Regions from separate parts of the Mus musculus genome. Here all the other regions are linked to region 2. The links are chromatin loops, found by intact Hi-C in ENCODE. Cell type or tissue: left cerebral cortex. All regions are shown on one strand. Links, peaks and the distances in the headings refer to the core of each region. The heading gives the core; the rest is flanking DNA.

Region 1 (4,416 bases), core at 273-4,272, 560 kb before region 2:
TGTCCTTGGGGTTTTTATCAGCATAAAGAATGTGGACTGAGTCAAAGTTAGAATAACTCTTCAGCTAAGCAAAAGCGCCCCATTAATTGGGGGCTGTTACATGATTAATTTGAGGGAAACAGAAGACAGTGATTTCTTTACAACTCACAGTTGGATGCAACATACTCAAAGTAATCCTGTAAATTACATTTTAAATCTTCAACATATTCTGAGCCGATAAAATAGTGGCATGATTGACCAAACTCCTTTTAAAAGTACACATATTACGATGCATCATAGTTATAAACAGATGGTATTTGGCCTCCTTCCTATTCTCAACATTTGGAATTTCTAAACTATGTGAATTAAACAATAATATTTTATAAACATACAAGGGATTTTGCTCACTGCTTTGTTAACATAGAAATTATACAATGCTGACATTTATTTAAATTTTATAAAGAAAACAACAGTGCGCATGGAAATAAAGCAAACTAAAATCAACAGAGAAACATGCTCTGTGCTCACCACCTCCGTGGCACTGGCCTGCTGAAGGGAAGGAATAATGGGTTGAAGAACAAATTGTAGCTTAGCAGGCCTAATCCTTAGTACACCAAAGGTTCGTTTAACACCTCTCTGTAAACAACGGATATTTATTCCATAATTGGCTATTTGACCATCAGTGTTCATTTAGTATGGAACCTGCTATTATGGAGTTAAAAGAAGTTCCCCTCCATTGGCTTGACAGCTTTCATAGTAGTGAAAGTGTCTCTCAGTTTTAAACACACACACACACACACACACACACACACACACACACACACACACACACACACAGAGAGAGAGAGAGAGAGAGAGAGAGAGAGAAAGAGAGAGAGAGAGAACTTGTGCTCAGGAGCATTGTCATGATATGATATCAATACACACACACACACACACACACACACACACACACACACACACACACACACACACACTTCTCTGGTGACATTGTTGCCAGAGAGAAAAGGAAATGTATCAGATCTTAATTTCATTAAGTGAGATGTTTTTCTAAATAATAGCTTTAACCCTTTATTCGGGTTGGAAGGGAAATGTACAGAATAGAAGGTGCTTCATTTCCAAACACTATTGTAAGGTTTGCAAAGTTTGCTGGGATGCATAACTAATGAATCAGCTACTTCAATCCATTTTGCCATTCCAAAAGCCCCATCATCTCTCTTTATAGTCTCCTCTAAGCATGCTCACCACATTCTTGGGCAGCTCTCCTGGGATAGGCTCTTGTAGACCACTCTCTTTCAGCCTCTTTGTGTGTAGGGATGGAATATGGATTTTCTCACATTTTGACAATCTACTCACATCTCGAATCTACAATTTGAGGAATAATTCAAATCCTCTGGAGGAAAATCTTGAGTGATGGCAGAGATGATCACCAAAACTCTGGGTTAACTGGGTAACATTTGGGGTCCAGTTGAACTTCACTTTTGCATGCAAACTTTTTGTGTGTGTGTGTGAAAAAGAGGGAGGATAACATACCGGATGTCGACTATATACGACGTAATTAATGCTACATGGAATGGGAAGGAAAGGCCACTGCTGGTACCAGGGAATGTGAACCTTGCTTTCCTTCACGTGTGTCTCTATACGTACACACTCAAATAGGTAATGATATGAGGCTTAGCACTCGTGTGGAAACGCTTTTGAAGCAATTAGAAGTTTCAAAATACTAAACAATTTTTCCATTTCTCCCAAACTTAGAGCAAGTGAAAGACAAATCTATGAGCTGCTTCTCAAGACTTTCTGTCCAAAGGAATTGCTTTTAAATACTCCGTGCCTCTGCCCTCGTAGAAACAATCCGCGGTGGACAGGCAGGGAAACAGTTTATAATCTCCGATAGAGGCATGATGTACATGGAAGAAAAAAACAACAACTAGAAAACCCAACAACACATGTTTTGAGCATGTGATGTAAATGAGAGTCTGACAAGGCCAGAGTGGAGAGGAGTGTTTGAAATCCTATAGCCCGGGATCTTTGCTACAGCCCCTGTGCCCATTGCCCATCTCCATTGGGGTTTGCATTGGCCAAACTTCAAACAACTGTGTGTGTGTGCGAGTGTGTGCGCGTTTGAGTGTAAGGATTAGCAGTTCTTGTCTGCCCAGTGCATCTTCTGATTCACGCGCCGAGGGCTGAGAGTAGCCACCTCACAACCCGGTCCTCAGTGCGCAGTGCCCGTGAACAGGCAGGGATGCTGAAGCCCGAGTCGGCGAAACCCTGGGCTCGCGACTCCGCGGCAGCCCCGCGGGTTCCAGCGGCTGCGGCGCCCGGCCCTGCGCTCATGAGGGCAGCGGGACGCGGAAAAACTCCGGTGCCCTGCTTTTTGAGCGCCAAGGTGCTGCTCGCCCTTGTCAGAGCCGAGCCAGCAGTCAAGGGCAAAAGCCATCTGGCCCTCGGGAATGCCCTGCTACTGGCGACCCCAGGCCCGCACAGCACAGAGGACTTCGGCAATGCTCCACCATCAGCAACTCTCCGGCTGGGCATCCCGCAACTCGACCTGGAAAGTCCCAGACTGAAGACATGGTCAGACCCCACCGAGGGTAGAGACTCAGTGCAGGGTAGGAGGGAAGATAGAGGTGGCAAGCCCCAGACAAGGAATCCTTAATCACAGATAAAAGACACCCAAAACCGTAGGCTACATTTTCCACGTGTCAGCTGATGGCCACGACAAAAGGAAACAGAACACGAAGGGGGGAGGTCCCCCATTTATAATGTGTGCAATGTAAAATGCATGAGGTAGTGACTACGGGTAGGTGGTGCCTGGGGCCAAATCGCAGCTGCACATTCGACAGAGTAGGAGGACAGTTTGCTGATGCACCCAGAGGTCTGGGGAACCTCTTACAGAAACGGCTATAAATACTCTGCTCCAGCATTATTTTGCTGCTTTAAAACTTCACTATTCATACATTTTTAAGTTTTAAAATTTGGTGCTTAAAGTGTTGCAATTTATCTTCAGTAATATCCTTACAACACACACACACACACACACACACACACACACACACACACACACACACACACACCCCAGATTTTATTTTGCACTTCTGTAGATTCCATTTTATTGGCTTGGTACCGCCTACTAGAAATCTCGGGGCAAAGCCAACAAACTGAAATCTAGGGAAAGTAGCTGTAAGCAGAACAGTGTAAGTTCTCTCTGCCTCTCTGGATCAACTGGAAAAAGGACACTCTTGCTTCTTCTCCTTTTAACTGATCACGATCCGAAACAGCCTCCACCCTGCCCCCTGGGATTTAAGATAGAGGTCTCTCAGCTACGCCCTGAGTTCTGCAAAAGGTAACTGTGCAAGGCTCCCTGGCTCAACGTTACAAAGCTCCATCCTTTTTCCTGACTGCCAATACTAAAATATACCGAAATAGGCTAAATGACCTCGGAAATTGCACCACCAACCTGCGTTCGATTTTGGATTTTCTGGCACTGCTGTATCAGTTCGGAAGGAGAGGGGTTGGTCTGCCTGCACATCACCGGCTACACTGCAGGCAACAAGGCCACACAACTCCTTAGTCATTTTACCAACCTCCCCCCTCACAGGAGTAGCCTTCTTTTCAACCGTACTCTCCTCCAACACTATGTTTTTTTTCCCACAGTACTTTAGGAAAAAAAAATTCCAAATGCTTTTTCATGTGGTTCCAGTTAAGTGAGTTGCCCACACCCCAAATCATACCATTTGCATTCAAGATTAATAGCTGCATATCAGTGATTCTTAAATACCTTCTGACGCATAATTTCAATTTAAATGATCCTGACATTATTGGGCAGGCAAATGCCTGAACCAAGATGCATGTGGACTGGCTGCAGCCAGATGACAGTCCTACAGTTGGATTAAAGCACAGTTAAGTTTCTTCAACAGTTGAAGGCAGAGAGGCATCTTTTTCACTTCCCACGAACAGAATGGGAGATTAACAAATCACACAGGGTTTTGCCCATTCCCCACTTTCTGATGCATCTTTAGCATCCACTGCTGTGAGCTAGCCACACCCTCTGCACATTCTGGGTTCATTCCTCAGAAAGGGAAGGTAAAAGCTAGTCGGGAGGTTGCTTTTTCTCACGGCTCGGCTCTCCCTCTGGTGCACCGTCCCACTGCCCTTGATTTAGGTGTGTTGTCACTTCTTACCACCCACCGAAGGCTTCAGTTTATATTAACAAGTGATGCTCACGGAGAGGTTTCCAGATGCCAGAGTAAAGATTTCTTCATTGTCTAATGGATGGAGAAAGGAGAATGGCAATAAAACCCGATCTTAAGTCACCGAGAATCCGGCTTCACACATCGAGAGGATTTCTCTTTCTTTTTTGAATGTACTTATTTCTCTTTAAGTTCTTGAATCCCGCCACCCCCCCCCCCCTTAAAAAAAAAAACCCTCAACTTTGTG
Region 2 (4,416 bases), core at 231-4,230:
TGTTCTAAATGATCGTGTCCTTTTTGGCTTCGAAACTTTTGTACCTAAAAATCGAGGGAGGCGCTGCATTCTTTCAGCTCAAACTGTCAAAACTTGGAGAAGGGGAACCTCGGAGGCAGGCCGGAGAAGAGGAGAGCCCTGAAACTCCGCGGGGTGGGAAGACGCTGTGCCTCGAGGATTAGTTTAAACAGCGGGCTATAAAAGATGTAACAGATGCAAACTGTAACACAAGGGCCATTAACCCTTTCTCTGCCGCCCAGCACGCCCAGTCCCTACACCCTGCACCTATTGTCTCCGGTGCCACAAGCTTTGCGGAAAACCTGGAAAGTGAGTATCAGTTTCCGCACATTTGCTGAGCGGGGGTGAAGGGGGGCAGAGAGAAGGGGAAGTGGGTGTTGTAGGAAGCACTTTAAATTTACTTAGGCATACAGAGTAGGCTTTCCAGTTTGACACATTAAAAAAAAATACAAATATATCATTTTTTGATCTGTCCTACTAATTTGAAATTGTTGGGGGGGGGGGGTCCTGGAATAAAGAAATGGTCACACAAGCTTGTGGGATGAAACAGCTGTCTGTCTGTATTTCTGCTGAGACTTACAAACCACTGCATATAAAATATATATTTAATAAAATAAGTTGCTAGTTTTATGAGCCAGTGTGTGTGTGAGGGAAAGACATGGCATTTGTGCTGTAAACTTTATTTGTGAATGTTAGTCTTAACTCTGGAGTAAGCGATCTTGCCCTCATCATTACAGGGTTAGCATGTGAAACATGTAAGTAGGTGGGAGATAAACACGTTTATGTTAGCTGAGCTCAGCACTGTGCCTGTGACTCTTGAACTCCGACTTTTCAGTCCCAAAGTCTGGAATGGTGTGGTGTGGTGTGGTGTGGTGTGGTGTGGTGTGGTGTGGTGTGTGTGTGTGTGTGTGTGTGTGTGTGTGTGTGTGAGAGAGAGAGAGAGAGAGAGAGAGAGAGAGAGAGAGAGAGAGAGAGAGAGGAGTTCCATGAAAAATCGATGTGTATATTACTTGGTCATTTAAAATAAAATATCAAAAGTTACCCTAATTTTAACCCTATTATCCTGACAGCAGTTTTCTTCCCAGCTGTTGCGACCCCCCCTCTCCCATACACTTTGGTAAACGACTCAAGTTCCAAGAGAACTTTCACTTCTTTATTTATAATCACAGAAGTGAGGTGTTACTTCACACACACACACACACACACACACACACAAAGAATGAAATAAAGAAATGAAACTCGCTAGGCAGACAAAAACAGTCAAGTTTCTGCTTAGAAAACAGCCTTCTCCGGTGGGAAAGGTTAGACTAGTCTGCCAGATCTAAGAGAAGGACTTGCTCCCGAATTTGGTAGGTCTTTCTCGAATAAGTTTTATAATTATTAACAGGTATTTGCCAAGTTTTAATTGCTTGATATAATGAATTGAAAGTCGGTGTGAGAACAAAGCAGTAGAAACTCTCCACTTGATGAGTTTTTTACCCCAGCCATTCAGTTCTCAACAAAACTTTTCCTAGACTATGTAGCAAAAAACACCTTTGGTTACCTGAATGGACAGGTACAGGGCGAATTACTGGGGGAAGGGGAAAAAGGGAGAGGAAAGGAAAGAGAGAGTAAGGGAAGGCATGAGAAAGCAAAGAAGCCACTCTTGGGAAAAGAAAGCCTGCCACCAAAGAGCTAAAACCACCTGAAATTCCTGTCCAGAGACACCCGGCTCACTTCAGACTAACATTCCCACTCAAAATGAGAAAATTAGAGAGGGAGGGTGGGGGGCAAGAGCACCAAAAAAGGATAAAAAGAGGAGGAAAAGAAGGGGGGGGTGGGAAACCTACCTGTGAAGTCTTGTTTGTAGTTTTGGCCAGAAATGGTGAGAAGAAAAAGCATGAAGAAGCCGCGAAGTGTGGGGGAGAAAAAGGTGGAGGCGAAGAAACAGCTCCCGGAGCAAACTGAACAAAACCTCGCCAAGAGTGTCTGGAGGCAGGACCGTTATTCCTGCCGAGCAGGTTAGAACTGATCTCTTTTCGGCCACTCCAGGAAACACAAACCTGGGGACGGACTGACGTGTTACGCCTCTTCTAATGACATTTTTTTCTTTTTCTTTTCTGTAGGGGAGAGAAGAGAGACCCTGAAACACGCGCCACCTATCTTTGTGGGGAGGGATAATTGAAGCGCCCTGAGCGTGAGCATCATGTGAAAACGTGATCGCCAAGTTTCTCTCTGGGAAAGGATCTGGGATAGATTATACCTTGAAGTCTCCGCAAACGCTTTAGTGGAAGAAATGAAATTCCACCTCCCTCCCTTCCTCTCTCCCTCCCTCCCTTCTCCACGCCCCCCCCCCCCCCCCCCCCCCCCGTCAAGCAAGCCTTTGGCATCATTATCCTCATCACTAAATCCTGCAGAGTACTGGGCGGAAAACGGTGCACACCATTCACAGAACTGGAGAACTCCAAGGGGCGAAAGTTAAAGGGAAAGCTCTCGGGTCTTCCATGCAGATCTCTTGTCTTATACAGATATCTCTGGTGACTAGGTTTGAGGTGCACGTCAAGTTGTATGGATACCTCAAGCACCGTTTTTGGAACTAAATTCTTGCCCTTTCTCTTATTACATTTTTTTTTTTAAAGATGCCAGAGCTAGGGGAGGGAAATGCTACTTGTACACTGCATCTTAGGATCTCAGTGTGCAGTGTATGTGTGTATGTGTGTGTGTGTGTGGGGGGGAGATTTTCTGGATTGGATCCCTATATTAAAAGTTTGGCATTTTAATAAAGGGTCTCTAGGTTAACATAGAGCTGTACTATGCTGGCCAATCTCTGGACCCCTCTACACCTCATGCAGACCACATTACAAAGTGAGGGGACAGGGGCAGGAGGAAGAAGGAGAAAGGTCAGAGGAACTTAGGACGAAAGAAAGAAGAGGGTGACACTAAACTGTGTGGGGTCTAAGTTTTGAAGTGCATATTTTTGATATTGCAATTAAACTAAAATTAAAAAGAAAAGACTCCACCTTTGCTCTGAAGGGATTGGTTATGCAAATATGGAAGGGATTTCCTGGAGAATACAGCTTTCTACTGTATGGTTAATTAAATAATCACTCAAAAAGCTTCCAACGTGACGCTTCTGTCGTAATCCAATCAGGTTACATAGGTCCTAAACAAGAAAGATATTTTCCACATCTGGAAGTCAGCAATTTAGCAAGTACTGCACATTATTAACCAATTCAGAGCCCACTTCCCAGGGGATTTTTTTTTGAAGTTTAAGTGTTCTTAACCAATGCTCTGCTGTTTTGTTAATCAAAAAGCTGGTTTACACTGCACATAATTGGAACTAATATAGAAGTAAATAAAGACAGCCAAATTTGAGGATGCTCTGTATTTATAGGAAAAGGAAGAAACTGTTTTGCCTCAACAGTTAAGGCTTAATTTCTTAAAATACTAGGAGACCCCCCCCCATTATTTTAAATAGTGAAAGTATTTAAGAACCCGAGAGCACAGAGAGATGCCCAGTCTCACAGCCTATAGACTCCAGTATAAAGGAAAAGGTGGAGGTTTGAAGAGGGCCAAACAGCTGCCTCTTATCAGTTTTTCTGCTTTAATACTGTCAAATATGTCATAGTCCCCTGTTTTCAGTCTGAAGAGACCTGAAACAAATAATACCCTGATCCAACACTAGACTTTTACTCATATTAAGATAAACTGCTTTGAACTGTGCTTTGAATGTGTGCCTACAGCAAGACTTTGAATGCAAGAGTCACTGGCGATTGCACTCAAAGGAGGGGAAAGCCACCACAGGGGCTGCTGCCACAGCCACACTCCCAGAGCTACAGGGCTTTGTATTTTGCATGTTTATTTTTCAGTGGTGGTGGTGGGGGGAGGGTAATAGCCACCCAGCATGACCACAGCTAGATTTCATTCTAGGGTGCAAGAAAGCGGATTTTCACAGTTGGTTACACACTCTCCTCTTTCCTAATTTGAGCATTTACAATGAGAAGGATTGGATAAATTAATTTCTCCATTGCCCCTATCACAGATAGAGTACCTATAGATGATCTGTAGGTTGTTGGGATTTGCAGTCGAAAAATTATTAATAAAGAAAAGGATTTCAGCATGGGTCAAACACATCCGTGCTATATTTTACGTTTCTCATACTATCATGTAGCTGTACTAAATATATGTAAGACTTATCAAGTTTCCTCCCATAAGATTTATCACTACTGTTCATATCCTTTTTCCTTCCACCTCTTTCCTTAAAAAAAAAAAAAAAATCAGAGACCACCTTCTTCCAAAGTGTGCCGTTAAGCCTCCCTTGGAGGAATAGGGAGCCTGTTTTACGGAGTGACTATTGGCAAGCCCCTTCTGCAGGCACCCAGGTAGCTACTGGACGTCTTTTTAGTCCAGACACACCAG
Region 3 (4,416 bases), core at 291-4,290, 190 kb before region 2:
ACTCATAGACTACCAGATTCGAGAATATGAATGACAGGGACAGACCTGATCTATCAGTTACAAATGTGAGACCTCTGACCTACAGTTTGTCCTGTCTACAAAATGTTCTAAGATAATGGTGACACAAATTGAGGGAGTAGCCAACCAATGACTGGTCCAGCATGAGATTCATGAGAAGAGAGGGAGCCCACCACTCAGCCAACCGGGAGGGCCAGGACTCAGTGGCTGGATAGCACAGAGACCTATGATAGAACCAAACACAGTGGCAAAAATAAAATAAAATAAACCAATGAAAGGATTCCTAATGATATTCTGCTACACTCATAGACTGGTGCCTAGCCCAATTCTCAGCAGAGACCCACAGCCAAACAAAAGCTGCAGAAGGAGAAGGGGAAGGACTCTAGGATACCACAAGATAACCCACAGAATCAACTAACCTGGGCTCACAGGAGCTCACAAAGACTGAACCATCAACCAGGGAGCTTGCATGGGTCTGCCCTAGGCCCTCTGCATACATGTTACAGTTGTATGGCTGGGTCTTCTTATGAGACTCCTAACAGTGAGAGCAAGGCTTTCTTTAAATCTTTTGCCTGCTTTTGAGACCATTTTCCTCCTACTGAGCTGCCCTGCCCAGCCTTAATATGAGGAGAGATTCTTAGTCTTACTCCACATGTCTTGTTTGGTTGATATTCATAAGAGGCCTGCTGTTTTCTGAAGAGCAATGGAGGAGGAGTGGCGGAGAAGGGACTAGAAGGTGCGGAGGGATGAGAATCTGTGGTAGGGATGTAATAATATCTGAGAAAAGAATATATTTTTAATTTTTTAAACTGTGTATTCCTTTGACAGAAAACCCCAGCTCAGTTCCCAGAATCTACATAACCCCAAATCCAGGGCATCTGTCACCTCTGGCTTCCACAGACACCTGCACTCACATGTGAATACACACACACAATTTTTTTTTAATTAAACATGTTTTTTAAAGAATATGACTAATAAAATTAATAAAAACTAATAAAACCCTGGCATGGTAGAAAGTGGGAGCATGAGGATAAGGAGTTCAAAACCAGCCTCAACTATATAATAAATTTCTGACCCTAAGCTATATAAGAACCTGTTTCCTAAAAATAAAACCTGAAAATGACTAAATTCAAATTTTTAAACTAAAATAGAAAGAAATGCTTCAACTTAAGAGATAGATGTAAGAATAGTTGGCCAACTGCAAGTAATTGTATCACTTGTATCTGATTCGTCAAAATTAGAAATTATTCTTCCATGATCTGAAAGGGAGGCTAAAAAAGAAAGTCAGTGATTACTTGGCAGGTTTTAAGATACCATAATCAAGAGAGAAAGAAGCAGAGGTCAGGAAAGCATTTTACTTTCTCAGTGGGCTGGGGAGTTGGTCAAATCAGGATCAAGTTTGGTACAAGAGTGTCTATCAGAAGGGTCCATCTAGTAAATCCTTAATAAAGGCAAGTAGTTCTGTTAGTTCCTTCTAAATCTCTGGAAAATGTAAAATAGTGAAGCTGAATAACACTGCTGAGGTCCCTCACCAACAGAGAGTCCTATTAGTCTAGGATTTATAAGGTAAAACTGTCAGCATGATTTCAGAACAGAAGTAAAGACACTGTGTTGCTATAAAGTGTATTCGTAGGTATGGTTTAAGTTTGTCGGAGTATCCTGATTCAAAATGTGTTTCCCCAATCCTCAATATTAAACTGTTTCATTAAATACAGAACAAGACCCTAAGGACAACAGTGTATAATTCTTCTCAGTTGAAGCTGAGAATCTATTTCACATCAAAACCTGGAATGTACTAATGAAAATTCAGTATCTCACTGGGTATGTGGGTTCCAACATGAAACTCTTGTCACTGATAAAGCTTAAGGTAAACGGGTTAATAAGACACAATAAAATGGCTCTGTTGAGTTATACTGCCTTTTCCCCCACAGCAGTTCCTTTACCTAACCACTACAGTAAGCTTTAAAGTCAACTTCAGGGGTGCTAAGTCACGCAAGCTGGGCACAGAGGGGACGATGATCCTCAGCGTGGAGAACGATCGCCTTCAATTCACGTTTTCCATTTCCTTAACTGTGATACAGATGGGAGGGAAAATGTAAGCCCTTTCCTTTGAACTTCCCAGGGCCTCAAGGCACTAACTTTAAGAATTATTTCAAAGCTTATCCAATGAGGGGTAGTTCTACGACTGTAAAAGTTGCACGAGCCCCGCGAAGTGGGAATTGGGGTGCAGACGCTGCCTATCGCGAGATCGAGGGTTAAACTGATTTATTAATGCAACTTTGCTGTCGTTCGGTTAGTTGTAAAGACTTATTAACTCCAAGAGCCCTTCCTCGCTTTAGAAAGCCCCGTCAGGCGGGATCCTGCGGAAACATCAGGCCTATGCCGAATCCTCTAATGAGGGGCCGCGAGGTGTTGGGTCTCGCCGCCTGAGGTGGATCCCGAGTAGGAAAGCGCAGGCCAGGCCTTGCTGCGCGGGAGCCATGGCACGATGTCCCAGTGTCCGCCTGGACTCTGCCCTTCCCAAGCTCCGCGCTAGGGAAAAGCATCGCCCGGGGCCACAGCGCGGCCGGGCAGAGCAGGAGGCCGCGCGTGCGCCCGGGAAGCGCGGCCCCGGCTCCGCCCTCCTCCCCCTCCGCTCCTCGCGGCCGCCGCCCCACTGGGAACTCCGCGCGGCGCGGCCCCGCGAGGCGGGCGCCGGGAGGGAGGGGCCGCGCTCCCCGCCTCCCGCGGCCAGCGCAGCTCCCAGCCAAGGCGACTCACCTCCTCCTCCTCCTCCTCCTCTCCTCCTCCTCCTCCACGGCTCCCTCCAGGCCACCGACAGCCCAGCTGGCGACGCGCTGACGCCGAGCCCCTCCCCCGCGGCCGCCACCGAGGCCGCAGCCCCTCCCCGCTGCGGCTGCCGCGGCCTTGGGGCGCGTCAGGCGCCGGCCCCGCCCTCGCCCCGCCCCTCCCCGCCCACAAGCCTGAGGCTCCGCCCCCGGACGGCGGCCTCCACGCCTAGTCGGTGACTCAGAGGACGCGCGGTGCTGGGCGAACTCTCCACGGTGGCGCGGCTCCTCACACCTGCTCTCCGCCCACGGGCCCCGCGTACGCTTTCCAGTCAGGCCAGCGCCCCCGCCGCCCCTTCGGCTTTTCCGTACTCTCTCTCACTCCTCTGGTCGCTGCCTCCGCTCGCTCGCGCTGCGGCCTTCTCTTCCCCTGAGAGGTCTGGGGGCTGACTCACCGGCTCGCACGTTCTCAGGCAGGTGGCTAGCCGGCACCTGTAGTCCCCTTCCCTGTCCTTCCGGGCGCGCCTAAGCCTCGGGGACCCCGCAAGGCGAGTGCACACCCTCCTGCAGGTATTGGTCAGCACGCCCCGCTTTCCCCCCCCCCCCCCTCGGAATTCTTGCGGGACCTCTCCTAGCCGATGCTGGCGTTTCCTGTACTTAACTTATATGCAGCCTTTTGGCTGTCGAGACTATACGTATTACAGATGCATCTTAGAGTATTAATAATAACATATCTGCGGTCCCCACAAGAGCAGCTACAGAGCAATTAAAAGTCAGAAAGAATCCAAGAAAGTCTAAATGGTTTCTATTAAAAATAGGAATTTATCTCCCTTACATTTCTGTGAGTCTGAATTAGTGATTTCGTATTTGGGATCACGTTGTGGATTAAATGATTCATGCAAAGACAGAACATGCAACGGTAGGTCTATGCTTTTATCTGGTAACTTCATTTTTAAAGCTACAACTTGGAACAGACTGTAGTGCAGAAATGCATTAAGCATACCAAAATAACAGAGCCTGATTAGGCCTTTGGAGTTACAACCACAAGTTGCTTAAAGTTATGTGAGAAAACATTGTTATCCTTAAATTGAACAGTGAAAACGATCTTCTGTTCTAAACAAAGCCCACACTCTATGTGGACCTCCAAAGCTTAAAACCTCTGTTGACTTGAACAACAGTATCCCGAGCATTTAAAAAGCCTAATAAACCATCTGTCCATCTACTTTTACACAAATTGGGAAACACAAAAAAAGTGAATGCAGAAAGCTGAAAATGAGAATTCCAAATGGCAAATGGATCTAGTAAATCCTTTTTCACAGAATAAAATATTGGGGAAAAGCCCAAAGCCTACTATTATTCATCAATCTGGAAAAAGCCATAATTTTATACATGAATTGTATACTTAAGATCACCGGGAGTCTTTATTATTATTTTGCTGATTAAGATCTGAAGTCCAGAGAAAATGAGTTGCCTAGCCAATATGCCCAGATTTCCCAAGACCTGTCTCACATACTTGTCAGCATAGGATTTAGAGCTACAAGCATAAAGTCACTTAAGGTCCAAATTCGTTGACATTGAGGCTCTGTCTCAGTATCCGTGGTCTGTGAGTGTGAGCTTAGGTAATGCTGTC
Region 4 (4,416 bases), core at 219-4,218, 540 kb before region 2:
TTTTTAAGAAGAGGTTTTTCGATTATTTTAGATAAAAAAGCTTTAGATTTTATGATTATCAAAAAAATATTTACTTTTTACATGTATTAGATTTTTCCAATGATCATGCATGCCTGTGTGTATGTGTGTGTATAAAAGAGAGAGAGGGGGGAGGGAGGAGGAGGAGACAGAGACAGGGAGAGATACACACACACACACACACACACACACACACACACACATGCAAACATAGATACATATATACATATAGAGGTATGGCCTAAAATCCTCCAGGTGACAAGGTCATAGGGCTCTAATGCAGAAAGTCTTTTTAAGAAACAAAGGAACACCAAGAGTGAATCAGTTGTGTCTGCTTCAAATCCTGCTGAAAGTGACAGCCCCCACACTCTCAGTCATATTGAATGTGTAATGTTTTGTATAAGAAAATTCATATTTTCTCAGATATTAGTGATAATTGTATCTAAAATTAGTATTTTCTTGTATGAAAATATGAATTTTCTTATATGAGGTTATGTTAATTCATATAAAGGAATTATATATTAATAGTCTTACCGCAGTCATTACATTTCTAAGTCTGACTCCTTATGAAAAAGTCTACTCTAAGATAAACTCTAAAAGGTACAAAGCCCGAATGATTTTATCAAGAGAAGGTGTAAACCGTAAGAGGGACAGACTGATGATTCCGTGACCTTCTGTGCTTTCGGATCTCAGCAGCACAAGCTTTATAAAGCAAAACAGAACTGTCCAGTGGAAGGGAGAGTAAAAGAGGAGAAAAGAAAAGACTTTTAAAAGCCCTTGCATTCTTTTCACAAGCACACAAAAGGTGCTCTGCCCTTGCATAAGATAAGTAGGCTATGGACGCTGCCCCGCAGGGAAATGAGTCTGGCTTATCCAGTGAGAGTGATGCTACCTGCGAATAAACGCGAACAGGCAGCCACACCTGTGATCCACGCTATCTTTCCATTACATTCACTCCTACTCCTATGACCTATGTTACTCTAACACAACAAACTTGAGACCATTCCTAGCATTGTTTAATCTAGTGCCTCTTAATGGGCCATTTGTCTTAAAGCTCTCAACTATTTGTAATTTCAGATATATTTCTTTAAATTTGGAGAGTAATTTTTAGATAACAATTATCATTAATATCTATCAATGAGGCCATATACAAAGGTGTAGCATAGATTTATAATTACAATGCATTGAAGAATACATAAAACATACATGTAAATTCTTATAGGTTAGTAATTTAGGAAACATTGAGTTGTGGGGTTTATCATGTGAAGGCTGGAGCTTCCCATCAGCGCTAAAATGGTGCAGCTCAAGTATGAGTTATTTTTTAAGTACGTGAAGAATTTTGTATATTAACATTATACACCAAGCTAACATTCCTTCAGATTTTTTTCTATTTATTTGTAAAATAAACACTATATCCCAGAAGGGTGGCAATTCTATTGAAAAAGGTCAGCTAGAAATCTGTTTCCTTTCAAACCACAGACAACTGTTGCAGGACCTTGTGAAACAGTTGAAGACTCAGATGTAGGAAAACAGGGTTAATAGGGTTTGACCCTAACCAACATTAAAGCAAATACATTTGATGATAAAACATATCTGTAAACATTTTATCAAAAATTCTCCTGAAGCATAACAAAAAATTGGTATTTTAACTGGGAACTTACTGAAGTAGGTTCACAGCACAAACATAACTTGAATCCACTTAGGCCAAAACATCTGTTTCCTTAACTTTCATGATCTTCATGTTCTGCCTGCCTATCCCACTGGGATTGACCGATGCATGTTGTATGAGAACACAAGTACGACTGAACTGTGGAAGGAGCACACACTGGGGCAAACCTTGAGGGCCTAGACTCTTTGGAGGCTTCACAGGCACGATGCAACAGTATCCACTACGGGAGCCACACTGAAGCCTGGAACTGTGCAGTCAGCATTTTAAACTATCATGAGCTACCTTCTGAACCATCGCCAAGTTAATAGACAATGAAAGATAATGAGCTTGAAATTGGGTGTTAAATTGCATTTTTGGTTCTCTCCCTTTTTGCTGAAGTTTAACTGTTTCCTGGAGAAATAAAGTCATGTTTTCATGCATCACTCTGTAAACATGTATTTTAGGCCTTGAAACAAGAGAGGGGAAAGGCAGGAGTGTATTTCATGCTGAAGGTTATATATTAACAAAGGAAATTAGAAGTTTCTGAATTATAAAAGAACTAGATTGTAAACTACATTAGCCTTAGAAAAAATGAAGACACTACGGTCAAAGTCCATCAAAAGGTGAATTATTCATGGCCTGGAGCTACCTCTGAAACCCAGAAAGCAGACCCCACTTCAGCTCCTTACAGTGTTGTGGGGGCTCTTTGTGCTGTTTCACAGTGTAAGAGGCTGGACTCAGGTAAGGCGAGAGGGACTGCTGAAGGTACTATTGATATGAACCATTTGCCTTGACATTTTCAGCTAAGACCCATGGACCTGACTCTAAATAAATGGAATTTTTAAGTCTCATTTTAACCAGAATGAGGGGAATACAACTTTTGAAAGGTGCCTTTAAAGCAGTTCAAAAACCAACAACAAACTTCACTAATGTCATTCAGCTAAATTTTTGAGGCCTTAAGATTTCATTATGATGGGAAGAAAGGCTTATTCTTATTAGTATAATTGTGGAGTCTTCCCTTCACTTCCTTTTAAACTAATGAGTTACATTAATCCAGGTTCATTTTTATAAGCCTCTTGAGGCTAAATGTACAGGACAGTCATCTTAGAAAACAATAAATTAAAAAGCAAGCATGTAGTGTGCATGGAGTGCACGTATTTCCTAAGACCTAGGTTAATACAACTGGCATGCAGTTTAATTAATCCTTGTTAGTGTAACAACCAACACCCCTCCCTAGCATGTTTCCTTTAAACATTAGTATGTTAATTAGATGTTTTTTTTTTAAATTTTCTTTGTACTTAAATGTGGCATTTCTAGCACGTAAATTTCTTCTCAATAGCTACCTTATAAAGATGTTTTCTTATAATATCTGGCCTCTTGCAGAAACTCTTGAGCCGTTTTGAAAGCTGTTCAGGTGTGGAATACAGATACTCAGCTGCAGGAAAAACAGATACATTTTTAATGAAACAAAAACCTCAAAGCACACACTCGATATTAGTCACTTTACTAATTAAAAATGCATATTGCTCTGTGCCGCCTCATGTTTTACATTATTTAAGCATGATTTTATAAGGTTACCTCAGCTCACAAGGATGTTTAATGCTAAATAAGACTGTGTAGTTGTGCTGTTTAGACATCTCCTCTGGGTGATTAAAATACATTATTCTAATGCAGCACAATGCATATGTGATATATTTAGTGATGAGAATTTTTCAAAGAACCAGTACTGTAGCTGTACGTACTCTGTACAACAGTTGCATATTATTAACTAGTCAATTGTTTAAAGAATTTGGTATGACTTTCAATCCTCGAATTTTCTCTGTGTATATCATTAAAAAAAAAATCTGTTAGCAATTGCAGCAGTACTGACCTGCTTATAAAAATCCGTCATTATGAGATGTGTATGCTAACAATAAAGAATGCTATTTGAAAACTTGCTTTTTTTGTTATCTTAAAAGAACAGATGGTAAATATAAGCTTACTCTAATGTATTAAAACACATAAAATTTTCCTTAACACTAACATGTTGACTTGCCAAATAAACAATTGCTCCTACTTAAGTTTATTTTCAAACTTTTAGTTTAGCATGAATCCTGTATTAAATCACAACAAAGAAAAAGCACATGAAAGCAGCTACCTGGAAAGATCTCAGGATAGACCAAGGCTTTGGGACAGAGTGGGTAGCAGCCACAGTACACAGCTTCCAACCTGCAGAAATGTCAGAGAGAGGACAGGAGGACAGCAGGCGTGAGCATTACAGTCAGAAGGATCTGTCTGTCTAAGACAGCAGTGAGAGAGAGCCCAGAGCTCCCCGGGACAAAAATCATGCTCGGCTGGCTCCTAACCGCCAGAGCTGCTCTTTGCGGGAGCCTATTGACCATACCCGACTTTGCTGGGACAGAACCCGCAGCATATGCTCTGTTCACTGAATTCATCAAAGCGCAGCGCTGCATTTTTGTTGTTTCTAAAATACTGTTTAACACATTTTATAATCAGCAGATAAACACATTCAACAACATGGAAAAGTATGGACAGCTTTTCTTAATAATGCTGCAAAGACTCAGAATGTTCATTTTTCAAAAAATGTTTAAATAAAATAGCAAATACTTTAGCAGGGAAGCCGTAGAAATGATCGAGGCACTTTTAAAGCAGCAGAAAAAATTTACAATCTGTTGTGATGGGCATTTTCAGTTCAAGCTCGTGCTTGGAAACAATTTGTTATTATGCAGATGTAAAACTCTCCAATTGTG
Region 5 (4,416 bases), core at 96-4,095, 780 kb before region 2:
CTCTCATTGTCATTAACACAGGTAAAACACCGAGGTACAATAGAATCTCTGTGGCGAGAGCAAAGCATGCTGGTCTGTGGAGAGAGCAAAGCATGCTGGTACCCTGGCACTAACTAAATGTCTTTTCATGTACCGCTCTTCGTGAATTGCTAGTCACGCAAGCTTGCTGTGTCTTCCCTTTACCAGTTTTGTTCGCTCATTTGTTTATTTCATTCATTGATTTTCATAGTTTCACTATTTTCCCTTAGTGCTGAGATATGAAAAAATAACAGAAGCTGCCCTTAAGGACATTTTAAAATGTGTACTCTGTTCTTGGGCATCAAATTATAATCAATTTGTTCTCATAGTGAAAAGGGATGAGAAGAGGATACCTTACCTAAATGTGAATTGCTTTCATTTACACACACACACACACACACACACACACACACACACACCACACACACACACACCACACACCCCCAAGCACACACACACCCCACACAGACACCACACATCCCACACACACACACACACACACACCCCACACACACACACCCCACACACACACACACACCCCACACACACACACACACACACACACCCCACACACACACCACACACACACACACACACACACACACACACACTGCATGCCACAGAAGTCATTTTCATCTCTGAGGCATCTTTTCTCTCACAAGACCATGCGCTTGCCCTGTTAGCTTCCAGTTTATCCACCGTCTTCCGCTTTCCTCCTCTGATGCAGAGTGTATTTCCCTAACTCGGAGCCTCCAGCCATCCAAGAGCGATCCCATTCTCTATTCCTGGTTAGGGTCAAGCAGTTTCCACCAAGATAGTGAGGCATTTTACTGCATGTCTCATGAAATTTTTCTAACTGGGAAAAAGAAGAAATAAAGTACATATTCTAATCTCTCTGACCTCATCTTTTGTTGCCATTGTAACAAAAATAGGCAATTCCTAGAGCACCAAGCCCCTAAGGCAGGCCATACTTCCCTGGCAATCGTAGGATCTTGGCCCAAATCTTCAAGGGAATTTATCCTTCAGTTGCCCTTCTTCCTATAGGCATCAATAAGGTCTATTTCCTTCACTCTTTAGCGTATTCTTTTCTTTTTGCATAGGAATTCTCACCCTATGATAAACTATGAGCAGATGCAGATGGCTGCCAAAAGAAACTACAGCAGATATCATTGTCACATCTAGCAATTTCTGATCCCGATGCACTTTAACCCAGGAAGCACTAGTGCAGAAGATGCATGCTCTTGTAGAGGGCACTGGAGAAAGCTGAACGGGGAAGGAGATGCCCAGAGGGGGGCGTCCTGTTCATCACTCTGCCACTTGAAAAACAAAGCTAATTAGCAGTCTGCAGCCACACAGCGCATCAGTTTAATACAAGAAATGAACAATGCTTTACCTAATTGAAACTACAGAGCTGACTTAGGTAGGCTGTATGCAATTACACAGATTGGAAGTCAGCCAGGACACCGAGGTTAACAATCTCTCCTTTCACAAAGGGCACCACAGGAACCTTAATGACCACAAGTGGTGAGGGCCCACCATCCTGCATCCTGTCCAGAGAGGTCACCTCTCAGCCCAGGATCTATCAGATGAACTTAATGGTGATGACTAATTGGCTAGAACAGTGCCCTCTACTGGCTCAGCTGCAGTGCCCTGTAACTAACCCACAAGACTCAGCAAACAGGCTTTGAAGGACTAGAGTGGAGAGCAGACAGAGTGGAATGAGATGGTTGAGGATAGACAACATGTCAAAGATGCTAAGTGGAAACCAGAAGGCTCCTGTGGCCAGAACTTCTGCCACGAGCATCTTTAAAGTAAGTTGTTATAAAATAAGCCAGCTGCAGGATTTGATTTGAAAACTATGGATTGTGATTCAGCGGGTCTAGCACGGGCCCTGAGAATCAACACAAGTAGCTTTCTAGGGGAAAGTGTTGCTAGATTGGGGACAAAACTTTCAGAAACCAAGTTCTGCAGGAAAGAGAAGAAATTCTCCGTAGACAAAGGAGAGACCGGCAAGGAGAATGTGACTCTATAGTACATACAGTATGACACCCAGAGTTATACAGTTTGCTTCATTTGTCCTAGGAACTGAGTAAAGCAAAAACTTAGAAGATCCAAATTGAAAATGTGATTGAAACTCCACTCCACAATGGTTTGATAGTGAGGAAAGGGAAGGATAGACTTGAATATGTCTCTCGAGTGAGAGACACCTACCTGACCACAACAATGTTCGTGTTCCTCGGGCATTGGTATACCAGCAAGGGGAGCCAGTAATAGGCCTGTTATGATACCTAAGGACCAGCATCATTGGGCTTTCAAAATGAAGCAAAGGAAGACAGGATACAGGATTACAGCTCCTCAAAGCTTGATGAACCCATGGTCAGTTAAGGAAGGGGAAAGATGCCAGAGTTGCTAAGTAACAATAAGTGAACAGGCCATTTTTTAAAGCTTATTGAAGGCAAACACAGCCTAAGAGGCTTTTATGACAAAGCATAGATGCACTATTAAGGATCCTAATTGTTGATGGGATTGACAATTATGTTCTTTAGTTATTTCCTAAGTGGTTTTTGAAGTAATATCTGCATATTTTGTGACTTCTTAATGATAGAAGCTACTGATATTTGAGAAGAAACCAGATACATGAAAGGGGGGAACATGGTTCACTCCATTTAGACATACTGCAAACTGCTGTAAACTAGGAAAAGTCAATTTTAAATACACATATATCCTCACATATGCTTTAGCCTTATAGCTACAAAGGGCTACCACTTGTCAATTATATATACGATAAAGGATGTTATACATAAATCATTTAGAATATCAACTATCTAAAGCTAGAGTGATAGGTGCCTATACCAGAAGAATGCAATATTCTCAATGAATCTGTGTTATGGAGCATCTATTTTGTGGTTCATCACCAGGTAAAGAGAGCTGAGAAGATACAGAAGCAACAAATTGGAAACCAAGGGATACACTTTTGCCTAGCTACCAATCTAACGGTGTAAAGGTTTAAGAAAAGCGACACGATAATTACTGCTAAGTAGAACTTGCTGTTGATGACTCAACTAGCGAAAGCCCAGCTGTGGCTAAGAGCACTGTGTGCTATGGAGGAGGACACAGAAGCAGCACTTCCGGTGCTAAGAGTGACTGGGGATGAGGATGGAGCTCAGGAAAGTTGGAATCTGGTGCCTCTTGCCGGGAAGAAGCAATACAGGTTACTGAGCAGTTAAAGAAGATAAGCTATGGAGGTAGAGAAATGGCTCAGTGGCTAAGAGCATTTGCTGCTCTTGCAAAGGCCCAAGTTCAATTCCCAAAACCTGCGTAGCAGCTCACAGACAGATGAAACTCTGATTCCAGGGGAATCTGACACCTTCTTCTGACTTCTCTGGGAAGCAGGCATGCACATGGCACACATACATGCATACTACATACGAGAAGGCAAAACCCTTCTTGTATGTATATGTAAAATAAATAAATCTTATAAAATTAAATAAATAAGTCCAATTTATTATTTAATTATCTCAAATGATCCAAAGCTACTGTAAAAAGAATGTAGGAACAGGAGCTCCAAAGAGTCTGGAGCAAAGCTGGAAACCCATCTGTTACCTAGGTTAGCCTTTGTTTCCGGTATTGGCTCTGAAAATAAGAAGAAAATGAGGTAATCTCCTAAGGATGCTCTGAAATACACTTCTTCTCTGATCTTTTGAGAACTAACTGAAGGGTCTGAAACAATGCCAAAGTGCCCAACCTGGACACTGCAGACTGGTGAAGCCAATAATAAAACTGAAGCCTCTAGAAATTGCTATTGATCACAAACTATTGCCCATGGGCAGTTCTAGAAATTTTCCATTTGATGAGGAAGTCGCCTCACCATACTGATATATATATCAGTAATGTAAATTATTCAAAGCACAAAGGTGAATGCCTTCCTCAAGAAACTTCAGAATCAGCCAAGAAGGAAAGAATTCAATGATTCAACCTAGAATCAAGCACAACAAGATCCACTAAGTAGCAAACAGGCAGATTAGAAAGTAACCAGCAAAATCAGGGTTAGCAGCATTACCCAGACTTAAGGAGTATCATCCAATAGCATTATTCAATAAATAACTCTAGCCCAAAAGGATCCAAACAAATTTCAATTAGCTGCCATTTCACCAGTCAGAAACTTCTAATAGTCATCCATTTATCTAATAACCACACTCTCGCCACAGAGATAACTCTAGTACTTAATGACAGCTTGAAGATGCAAAAGTTCCTTGTGAATTATCAAAGGATGCTAATTCTGTGTCCTTGTAATTTTAGTATTAATTGTGCTATTTGATTACTGCTAATCCGCATATGATGATAAGTGTTTTTAACCAGAACATTTGCTTAATCAGAACTTTCTATGCTCCATCTAAG
Region 6 (4,416 bases), core at 204-4,203, 250 kb after region 2:
TGTTGGCATGTTTGGTGTCTAATCCTTCCTGTGGAAAGGCTGTCACTCCTGAAAAATATCTCAGTGTGTCAAGGAAAGTACAGTTTAAGGAGATGGAAATTCTCCATATCAGATTAAAGCACAATGGGCTTTCTTAATGTCTTCAACACACACACACACACACACACACACACACACACACACACAAACACACACACACACACACACACAAATGGCATTATGATTTGTCTTCACAGAATCAAGCTGTTATCATATTATTTGACAAAGACTAGAGTGGGAAGGGCTAGCTATACATGGTGACTAGAAGATGCCTTATTTTCAGAAAATTAAACTTTAAGATGTTTGATTTGCAGGACACTTTTTTTCCTGGAAAGTAATTTCTAAGAACTCGGGGTTAACAAAAAACAAAACAAAACAAAACCATAAAATAACACTGATAAATAGAAATGTTCAGAACAAACTAAACTACTCAGGTGTTTTTTTTGTTTGTTTTGTTTTTTTTTTGTTTGTTTGTTTTTGTTTTTGGTGCGTGTATATGTGTGTGTGTGTGTGTGTGTGTGTGTGTGTGTGTGTGTGTGTGTGTGTGAAATAGAGGGAATATTTTTCATAACATATTTTCAGATGGTTGAGATTTGCCTACAGTCCTCATCATATATTGGCTGCCTGTGAAACACACAGTTTTATACCTTTGCCCTTTTAACAGTGGAATGTACATTTTGTCATGAACTTTAATACTGACAAGATGGACTGTATAAAAGTTTTCAATTCCAAATGAGGGTTGCAACACCTCAAAGTGTTTCTGCAAACTCTTCTTGTCTGCCAGTGCTTTTAAGCTTCTATTTCTCTGGACATGTAGAGGACACAGTAAAAGAGAACATGTCTTTCTGGTATAAGAATGCCATGCTTAAAAATATCATCTGTATGTGCTTTATTTTTATTTCAACCATACGTGCTTTTATAAGTATTTGAAAAGAAAATATTTTAAAGATTTGAAATAGAAGCAAGGGGATATGTGAGTTACAGCGGCCCCAGGGTAACATTATCTCACATACTAATGATTCATGTGGAGTTTATGTGTCTATTTATATTGTCATTTATTTAGAAGAGGGATTGGCAAAGAAGGCAAGTTGTATGTAGTATTCAACTTAAATACCAGTGGTTTGTGAAGACAGGAGAATGTCCTGGACACTGTCATTATTTTACTGGGGAATATCATCATGCAATCATTCACACTGATTCCCTTTCTTACAACAGCCTTGCACTTATGGGCCCTTATTCTTTTCCTCTCTTTGTTCTAAGAGGAGGGAGGAATGTTTTTTATTATATTAAAAGGGAAAAAGTTTATGTTTGATGAAACCTGTAAAAGCTTCACATTTGATATGATTTCTGAGTCACATGGTGTTTAATTGTCATAGGTGATCCTAGATGCATCTGGAATTATTTCCAACACAAATACTTGATGGTGATTTTGAAGAAACCAACACACACACACAGACACACACAAACACAGACACACACAATCACACATCTCCATCCTAAATGCAGAATTTAGAGTTTCAGAGTCCAGTTTCTGGCTTTAAAGAAGTTACTGCAGCATCTAAGAGAGGAAAGTAAAGTTCGACTGGAAATGTCCTCAGCGAGCCAGAACTATGGTGCACAGGTAAGGGGTATGACAGGCGAGCCATGATAATTACGCCATTATACCACTGCGATGTTTTTATTCATTTACTTACTCACATAGTGTACCAGAAAATTAGTTTTCTGAGAGACAGTATGTGAGGTAACACAGTTGCCTTTATTTCCATATTTCTATATGTCTTACTAGAATCCAGAAAAAAGGATTATACTAGCCAAGCACATAGATTCATTCTTGAAAATTGTCACAAACTTGAAAAGGGGTCAGAGAAATTAGAACATTTTAGACATCATGTACTCTTCCTGTGTGAATATGAGATACCCAAAGAAAGGTTGAAAAGAAAAAATTGGAGATATTAATTGAAAAATTATTAGTTCTTAAGATGCAGGGGCCAAAATAAATTAAAGCAGCTGTATTCTGCAGTCTCCTTTCTACTTTTACCCACACATCCATTTCTTGCCTTTTGCAATTACATAGAAGAGAAGGGGAAAACTATTTCCAGGTGTCTTCACTCAGCTTCTCGGCTTCATAAATACCGAGATATGGCTTTACTACTGACAGGGGACAGGGGAAGGGATTCTCATCTGTTCAGATCCGTAGTTACAAATATAGTCACAAAATAGTGTAAAATAGTTCTTTTGAGCTCCAGATTTGTGACTAGAGGGGAAAAAAAGGGTATTTCTTTCTCCCTTTGCTTAAAAATCAAGTCCACCCTGTCCCAACCACATAAATAGAACAATTTTCCCTCTGTGAACTGCTTGATGAGGCTGCGGCCAGATTCATATAAATGTCATAAAAACAGAGTACAGAATGGATTATTTTATGATTAAGATCTGTATGGATCTTTGTATGAATGCAACGTGCTTTGGCAGAGTTCTGCCGCACGCACACTAGTTTTAGTGTGTGTGGTGGAAAAAAAATGACCCGCCACACTGTCACTTTAATGTCTTTTTGAAAAGGAACAAAAATCGCTGGTCTCCACCAAAGGTTACAGCAATTGCACAAAGGTTTGGTCTGCTAACTGGTACAGTGTGTGCTCCGTTTCTCATTGTGATAGCAATGAGAATAGATCCAACAAACTGCTACAATGTCTCTCAGTTCTTTGTCAAGAAATGACGCGTTGACATCTAATTGTCATTGCAAAGGAAACTTTCCTGTTCTCTAATTTATGTAAGAAGATTCTATTTCCCCCAGTATCTCTGTGTCACTAAGCTGAAATCTTGTTTCCTGTGGATTTTTACTCTTTAGTGAAATTTTTCGGGAGAAAGAGAGGCTTCATTCAGATTTATTCTTTTTTTTTTTGAAACACCAGACAAGCTGCTATCAGTATATGGATGCCAAAATGGTCCTTTAATAAAGAATTGTGGTTTAAGAATTTCAACCAAAGGATTAATGTATTAAAGTGAATAATAGCATCCAGGCAGTAGTGAAGATGATGATCAGAGCTGCCGAAAGACAGATTATTGATCATCTGGCTCTATCAGCCACAAACAGGGAGAAGGAACACAAAAGGGAGGAAAAGAAGATTAAAGAAACAAAATATAGTTTGGTATGCCAGCTGATTCTGTTGCTAATTATAAATCTTTGGCAAGAAGCCTTTGGCTATACAGCAGCACTTCACTTATCTGGTGGTCAGATTTCTAGCAATCTCTAGCAGTCAAATACAGCAGAAGTCCTGAAATTGTACCTCTCAAGGCACTGACCAGATGGGGAAACTTTCCTCTGCTGGAGGTGTTTAGGCAGCTCTTAGAAGTTGATTAATTTTGTATATAACTTCAGATTACATACACAGTGTATCTTCTTGTCCAATGTATCAGGCTACTTCAAATACTTCTCCAGGCTGCATTGGGATACCAGTTAAAAATGAGCAGTGAAGGGGAGGAAGGCTGTGCAGTTCAGCACTCTATAAAATATTAATAAATATATGTGAATAATCTTAAAAGCCAATAAGGTTTTTTTGAACTGTTTGATTGTCTTGTGTCCTTTTTGTGAAACCCAGAAAGTCTTCCTGGGGTGGGGCCATTGGACCATGACCTGAATGGATATCTGGGATGGGAGATGGAGTTTTAGGAAGAGTTAAGGTAATGGAAGGGAGAAACCATAAAACACAATGTGATTAAAATGGAAAATATACTTGTAAGCAGAGGATCTCAAAGGTTATGGATCTGAACACCAGTGTAGGCAAGTGGGCTGAATGGAACTATTTGATTAACAGAGTTAAGACTTCATAGATACTTTGTGGTAAGAGGAGGACTAAGAAAGCTACCCGGATTCTTGTGTCATGAATGATACAAGGGAAAATAAGAAAGAAAACTGAGGGTAGAGACAGAGACACACGTGGAGTACTCTTTTATAAGGACTTACAACACAAGGGAGTATCAGGCAAGTCAACTAAGTATAGGTACCAGCAACAGTTAAAGAGTTTCAGTGGGGTTGTTAGTTAATACAGTGTTAATAGTTAGAGAATGATAAACAAGTACAAAGTCTTTGGAATCCATTTTAGTGGGAAAGTAAGAAGTGGTTTGAAAAGTTACAGTTTGAAAGGTGACATTGAAGAAGAAGAAACATAGGTGGCATTTGGACTGTAAGGAAGAACAGGGAAACAGGCAAAAGCCAACCAAATAAAAGCAAAGCAAAGGAAACAAACAAACAAACAAACAAACAAACAAACAAACAAATCAAACCCTCCGGAGATTAGTTACACTGTTGCCAGACTTCACCCTAGCTTTAGGAAGGAAAGAACTGACAGCAAACATGGTTAGAGAGTGCTAACCAAGTTA
Region 7 (4,416 bases), core at 216-4,215, 640 kb after region 2:
AGAAACAGCTTAGGATATTTTCATTCCATTTCTACTCCCCAAATTCTTACTATTGTCATTTATTTCCTAGAAATCTAGCCCATATAATAAGATATATACAGAATAATAACAATTAATTGAATTTGAATTCTAATCTATTGTATGTGCAAACATGTTTGTGTTTGTGCATTTAAATGTAAGTGTGAATACACACAGGCTACCAAATGCATATGGAGGTCCGAGGACAAACTTGGCTGTGATCCTTGCTTTCCTCCTTGTTTGAGACAGCATCTTTTTTATTGGCTACTTGGCAGCTCAAAGATAGATGGTCCATGAGCTTCCACTGATTCTCCCATGTGTCTACCTCCCATTCTAGACACAGGTGAAGCTTTATATGGGTTCTGCGGATCTGAACTCAGCTCAGACTTTCATACAGCAAGCATTTTTGTCTAGTGAACCTTCTCTACAATCTGAGAGCTTAGTTTCTAGTAACTACTAGAAGATGCCTAGAATGTGGTGGTGATTTGAGTGGATAAAGATTTGTATCCGTTACTTTTTAAACAATAAAAATGTATATATGCATGCATTTTCCCTAAAGCCTTTCATTTTAATAATTTAAAAATAAACTTTCATTCTTGAGAATTTTATACATAAATACAATGAAGTATGAAATCCACCCACATTTTCTTCCCCAATTTTATTTTATTTTATATTTTGCAGTACTGAGAAACCAACCCAGGGCCTCATGTATAAAACCAAATGTTCTTTGGCTTGTCCTCATCCCCAGCTGGATTTTCTTTATTATTATCATAGCAAGAGATTCCCTATGAGGGTCACTATTTCAGGACACAAATTTTGTTCTTAATCATGTTAGCAAAATTTGGGGGAGGGGGAGAGTACAGGGCAATGCTTTGTAATTACCCAGGTTTACATATAAAATCTAAGTGTGACCTGTATCAAAATAGAATAAGTGTGATCAAAATAGAATAAAACGAGCAGATAAAATAACACCAGTCAAGATGTAATGAATCATTCATTGGCTTTTCTAACTCATAAGTCCATGAGTTCTTTGGTATATTGATAACCTGGAATAACCACCCTGCCTTTTCATAAACAGAAAGCTGCATGCATTCCAGTTTGTTTCCTCCAATTCTCCCTGTTCATAAGAGTGGATGTGTGTTAATAGACAGTCATGAACTATGTCCAAGACTGAAGGAAATGCTGATCTCTGAGTTCTCCAGCAGCAGTGTAACACTTTCCCCTAGTTTACTCAATGGCTTTGTGAAGTGAATGTGTTCTCTTTTCTGATACCAAGTCTTCAGTTAGACAGTTGACTCGTTTACCTTCCTTTGGGGCCAAGTGCAAACTTTGTTCTGTGTTTATAAATTTATAAAGCCAGATAAGCACCAAAGAAGACATAGTTTAGCCATTGACAAAGCTCAGGATTGGCCACAGAACAAGGAAATGCATGGAGACAACAGAACTGATAGGGCTCATTGTGGTAGAGCAATAGGCAAGAAGTAACAGAGGGGAACGGGTTTTGGATAGCTTTTTGAATACTTTTCTAACCATGTGATGAAATGGTCGCTTAAAGCAGTTGGCTGCATTTAATTATTTTTATTTCAATTTTATTTTTTTTTCATGTGGTTACTTCATAGACACATTTATTTTCCAACATCAGCTCCTTAGTAGTATAATATAGAATGCCTCATTAGCAATTGAAAATGGGCTTATATTCCTAGCAGGAATGTTCTGAATAATGCTTTTAGATATGGAAGGAGTTAGCAAGGGAGATTATAGTACCTCTGACTTTCCTCTGGAGAACTTTAAAGAAAGCAAAACTTTTTATTTAATCCACAAATTTTACATAAGTTCTATTCTCTATGCAGCTTGTACAAGCTCTCCTCGGTCCTATCTTATTCTATCTTTGCTTGGAAGTGCTGATTGTAAGAATAGAAAATGCCTGTTCTTGGAGCAGGTGGGTGCCACAGTATGCTGAGAACCTACCTCCCACGTGTGTCTCTCCAGTTTATAGAATGGTTTAATTCCCCAGTCCTTAGAGTGGTCAGATAAGTGCCTTGGTATTTAGAAGAGGCCTGTGGAACAAGAGATTCAACAACATTGGAGAATTTATCAAAATGCAAACTGAGGCCGGCTGCTATATTAGCTCACTGAGAAGCCTTGGGGTTCAGGGAAATGTTGCAGATCTACACTCAGATACACCAGTTCTACCATAATGGCAAAGGCTGCGTAGCTCAGCTCACTCTTGAAATGCCCGAGAAAGGATAGCAGAACAGTATTAGGTACAGAACAAACAAGTCCTTACCAGGAAACATCTGCACACTGATGGCAGCTTACATCTGTGTGAACCAGATTTTGTGTTTCTTGGCTCAGATGGGGGCTCATCTATAAATACTAAACAAATTCAGCAAATCACTGCACTAGGAAAAAAAAAACAACCAACCAACCAAACAAACAAACAAACAAAAACCTTTAAGGAGGCAGCAATGGGTCCCTGTGCTAAGACTCCTCCAGAGGGAAAGAGAATCTCTCCTGTGTAGAGCCAAGCCATGAATTTTGGCTGCTGATTCTTCCCTTAAAAATCTTTTCTATTTTTCATAGTTTATACTTTGCAGGTGGAAAAGCCTTTGCTACCAGAGAGAGGGTGGTTTCATCCCTCCCTGAAGAAATTTCCTCAGCCTGCCCATGAATTTTCTTAGAATGCTATCTTTAGGATATTCTAAAGAGAGGCAGACACCAGAAAGAGCAGCAGCTGAGATGCTTGCATCTAACTCAGATCTGAAGGATGAAACTGAAGCCTCCACCACAGCTGGAAGAACGGGGAGCCTAGCCTAGCACTGGCAATGGGCAAAATGGCTATTCATTTCCTCTCTTGTGATCTTTCCTCTTTCATTTTGAGAATCTCAATACATAGTTGAGACTTTTCCCAGATTCACAATCAACTCTGATTATCTCCCTCCTCTCTCCACTTTTCCCTTTTTAGTTTCTTGGATGCTGTTAGAGGAAGAAGATAAAAACTATCTGGCATGGAACATTCTCGTTTTCTTTAACATTTTTTAGGTCACTCAGTATTTGTCTAAGGCTTGAGAAAAAGGAGAAAATATGGTCAACGGATAAAGAAAGCAGAAGTTTGGTTTCTCTTCAAATATGTTTTCCATCTCTGACCTCATATGAAAACTTTGCGATGCATCCAGTCATAATATTTACACAATTTTAAGCAGGTAGTGACATTTTTTTGGTGACAAAATCTTTACAGTGTTTATCCTGTCTTGTTCTCCCATCTTTTCTGAGCTCTTTATTTTCCTTGGGATTTAACGTGTGTGGACACTTTAGTTTGAGTGAGCAGTCTAGAAACAGTTTCATTGCTTTAAACTATTGAAAATTTTTTGCCTACCTGAGCACCGACTCTTAAATTCTTTGCAATTATCTGAATCCTCAGCTGGAGCCCAACAAAACTCACATATTGTTAGGATTTCCTCATACTGGATACTGAGGGGCACAGCCCAGCCGCTCTGTTTTCCTTGAAGCACATTCCTTCTTCCTCCTTCTGTGGGCTGCTGCAAATTGTGCTTGGTTAAGAGATTTGTCAATAACTTATATGTGAACTGACAATGACATGGGTAGATTTGGGAACACCAACTTCGAGGTGTGAGGAAGAAAGAAATTACCAAGCGACAGAATTCCTGTACTTCCCGTTTACCCCACAAGCAGATGCAGGAACAGGTTGGAAAAAATGCAAAAAGACAGAACTAACAGGCTGACTCTACGATAATTGCATGCGATCAGAATGATGGTGTAGTCCCACACCTGGATCCAGAAACAAAATGCACAAGGATAGGGATGGGGGTGGGGTTGTGGTAAAATGACTTAGCAACAGCATGTGTGAAAGAAGCTTAGGCATTTAGTTGACAATAATCTCAGTAGGAGCCAACAGTAATGCGGCTGCCAAAAAGGCTGATGGGCCCTGAGGCTGTATTAATAGTAGTGCTCTGGTAGAATAAGAGCAATAACAGTGCCGCCTCTTCGAGGGGTTCTACTCACAGAGAATCTTTGAAGGATGTACTCAGCCCTGTGGGCCCCACCCACTTGGACCTGTTTACCAGAGTTGGTGACACATATCAGCAGTGTGAAGTATATTCTAAGGTCCAGTTGTAAATGCCATTAAGACTTATCTTTAGAAATTTGTAGTAAGAAATTTATGTGTCTATGTCTTAAAGTTAGCTATGAGGAATAGAAATAATCCACTCCAAGGCCCCGGCAGAGTGTACTCAGTATCCATAGAAATGAAGATTAGCATCAGAGGGGTATAGGGAAAATTGGGAACTTTTGGAAGAGATAGAGGAAACTTTGTAATTAGAAAGTCTAGAGAGTCCAAACGTTGGATGAACCAAGGGAAGTACTGAGATCTAAAAGTGG

The links. Hi-C counts contacts between places; a loop is a spot of excess contacts. Peaks named below come from ENCODE experiments on the same cell type or tissue, not always from the same donor. Only the 100,000 strongest peaks of a DNase experiment are listed, where the experiment ranks them.
Region 1: it touches region 2 in a loop (4-fold over the local background); 11 of 42 quality-filtered maps call a loop at or near these places.
Region 3: a loop joins it to region 2, with 7 times the contacts of the local background. A loop is called at or near these places in 21 of 42 quality-filtered maps.
Region 4: it touches region 2 in a loop (6-fold over the local background); 7 of 42 quality-filtered maps call a loop at or near these places.
Region 5: a loop joins it to region 2, with 2.6 times the contacts of the local background. A loop is called at or near these places in 4 of 42 quality-filtered maps.
Region 6: a loop joins it to region 2, with 2.3 times the contacts of the local background. A loop is called at or near these places in 2 of 42 quality-filtered maps.
Region 7: a loop joins it to region 2, with 4 times the contacts of the local background. A loop is called at or near these places in 3 of 42 quality-filtered maps.

Annotation. Positions count from the first base shown.
Region 1 is chr2:44,554,737-44,559,152 of GRCm38, forward strand. No RefSeq gene overlaps it. Among named protein-coding and RNA genes, the nearest start is that of Gm39806, 56 kb to the left of the region's middle. In left cerebral cortex, for the core only: no CTCF peak of the experiment used is centred there; DNase peaks (open chromatin) are centred at 2,207, 2,763, 3,121, 3,517 and 1 more place; H3K4me3 peaks cover 1,700 bases; H3K27ac peaks cover 2,353 bases.
Region 2 is chr2:45,110,976-45,115,391 of GRCm38, forward strand. Zeb2 (zinc finger E-box binding homeobox 2) reads right to left here and starts at 2,304. Exons shown (of 10, transcript NM_015753.4): 1 at 1,848-2,304. It overlaps Zeb2os (zinc finger E-box binding homeobox 2, opposite strand), which reads left to right and starts at 163. Exons shown (of 3, transcript NR_110572.1): 1 at 163-327; 2 at 1,868-2,018; 3 at 2,124-3,112. In left cerebral cortex, for the core only: a CTCF peak has its summit at 2,156; a DNase peak (open chromatin) is centred at 2,189; H3K4me3 peaks cover 3,904 bases; H3K27ac peaks cover 3,790 bases.
Region 3 is chr2:44,924,364-44,928,779 of GRCm38, forward strand. Gtdc1 (glycosyltransferase-like domain containing 1) reads right to left here and starts at 2,873. Exons shown (of 11, transcript NM_001362987.1): 1 at 2,779-2,873. In left cerebral cortex, for the core only: a CTCF peak has its summit at 2,560; DNase peaks (open chromatin) are centred at 2,802, 3,040 and 3,656; H3K4me3 peaks cover 2,661 bases; H3K27ac peaks cover 2,609 bases.
Region 4 is chr2:44,567,410-44,571,825 of GRCm38, forward strand. It overlaps Gtdc1 (glycosyltransferase-like domain containing 1), which reads right to left. Exons shown (of 11, transcript NM_001362987.1): 9 at 3,804-3,874; 10 at 3,010-3,101. Among named protein-coding and RNA genes, the nearest start is that of Gm39806, 69 kb to the left of the region's middle. In left cerebral cortex, for the core only: no CTCF peak of the experiment used is centred there; DNase peaks (open chromatin) are centred at 1,841 and 3,969; H3K4me3 peaks cover 728 bases; H3K27ac peaks cover 2,284 bases.
Region 5 is chr2:44,335,565-44,339,980 of GRCm38, forward strand. All of the region lies in intron 13 of Arhgap15 (Rho GTPase activating protein 15), which reads left to right. Among named protein-coding and RNA genes, the nearest start is that of Gm52508, 9.0 kb to the left of the region's middle. In left cerebral cortex, for the core only: a CTCF peak has its summit at 1,660 (motif pointing left); a DNase peak (open chromatin) is centred at 3,118.
Region 6 is chr2:45,358,898-45,363,313 of GRCm38, forward strand. No RefSeq gene overlaps it. Among named protein-coding and RNA genes, the nearest start is that of Gm13479, 29 kb to the right of the region's middle. In left cerebral cortex, for the core only: no CTCF peak of the experiment used is centred there; a DNase peak (open chromatin) is centred at 2,550.
Region 7 is chr2:45,754,603-45,759,018 of GRCm38, forward strand. No RefSeq gene overlaps it. Among named protein-coding and RNA genes, the nearest start is that of 1700019E08Rik, 60 kb to the left of the region's middle. In left cerebral cortex, for the core only: no CTCF peak of the experiment used is centred there; DNase peaks (open chromatin) are centred at 2,099 and 2,737; H3K27ac peaks cover 2,872 bases.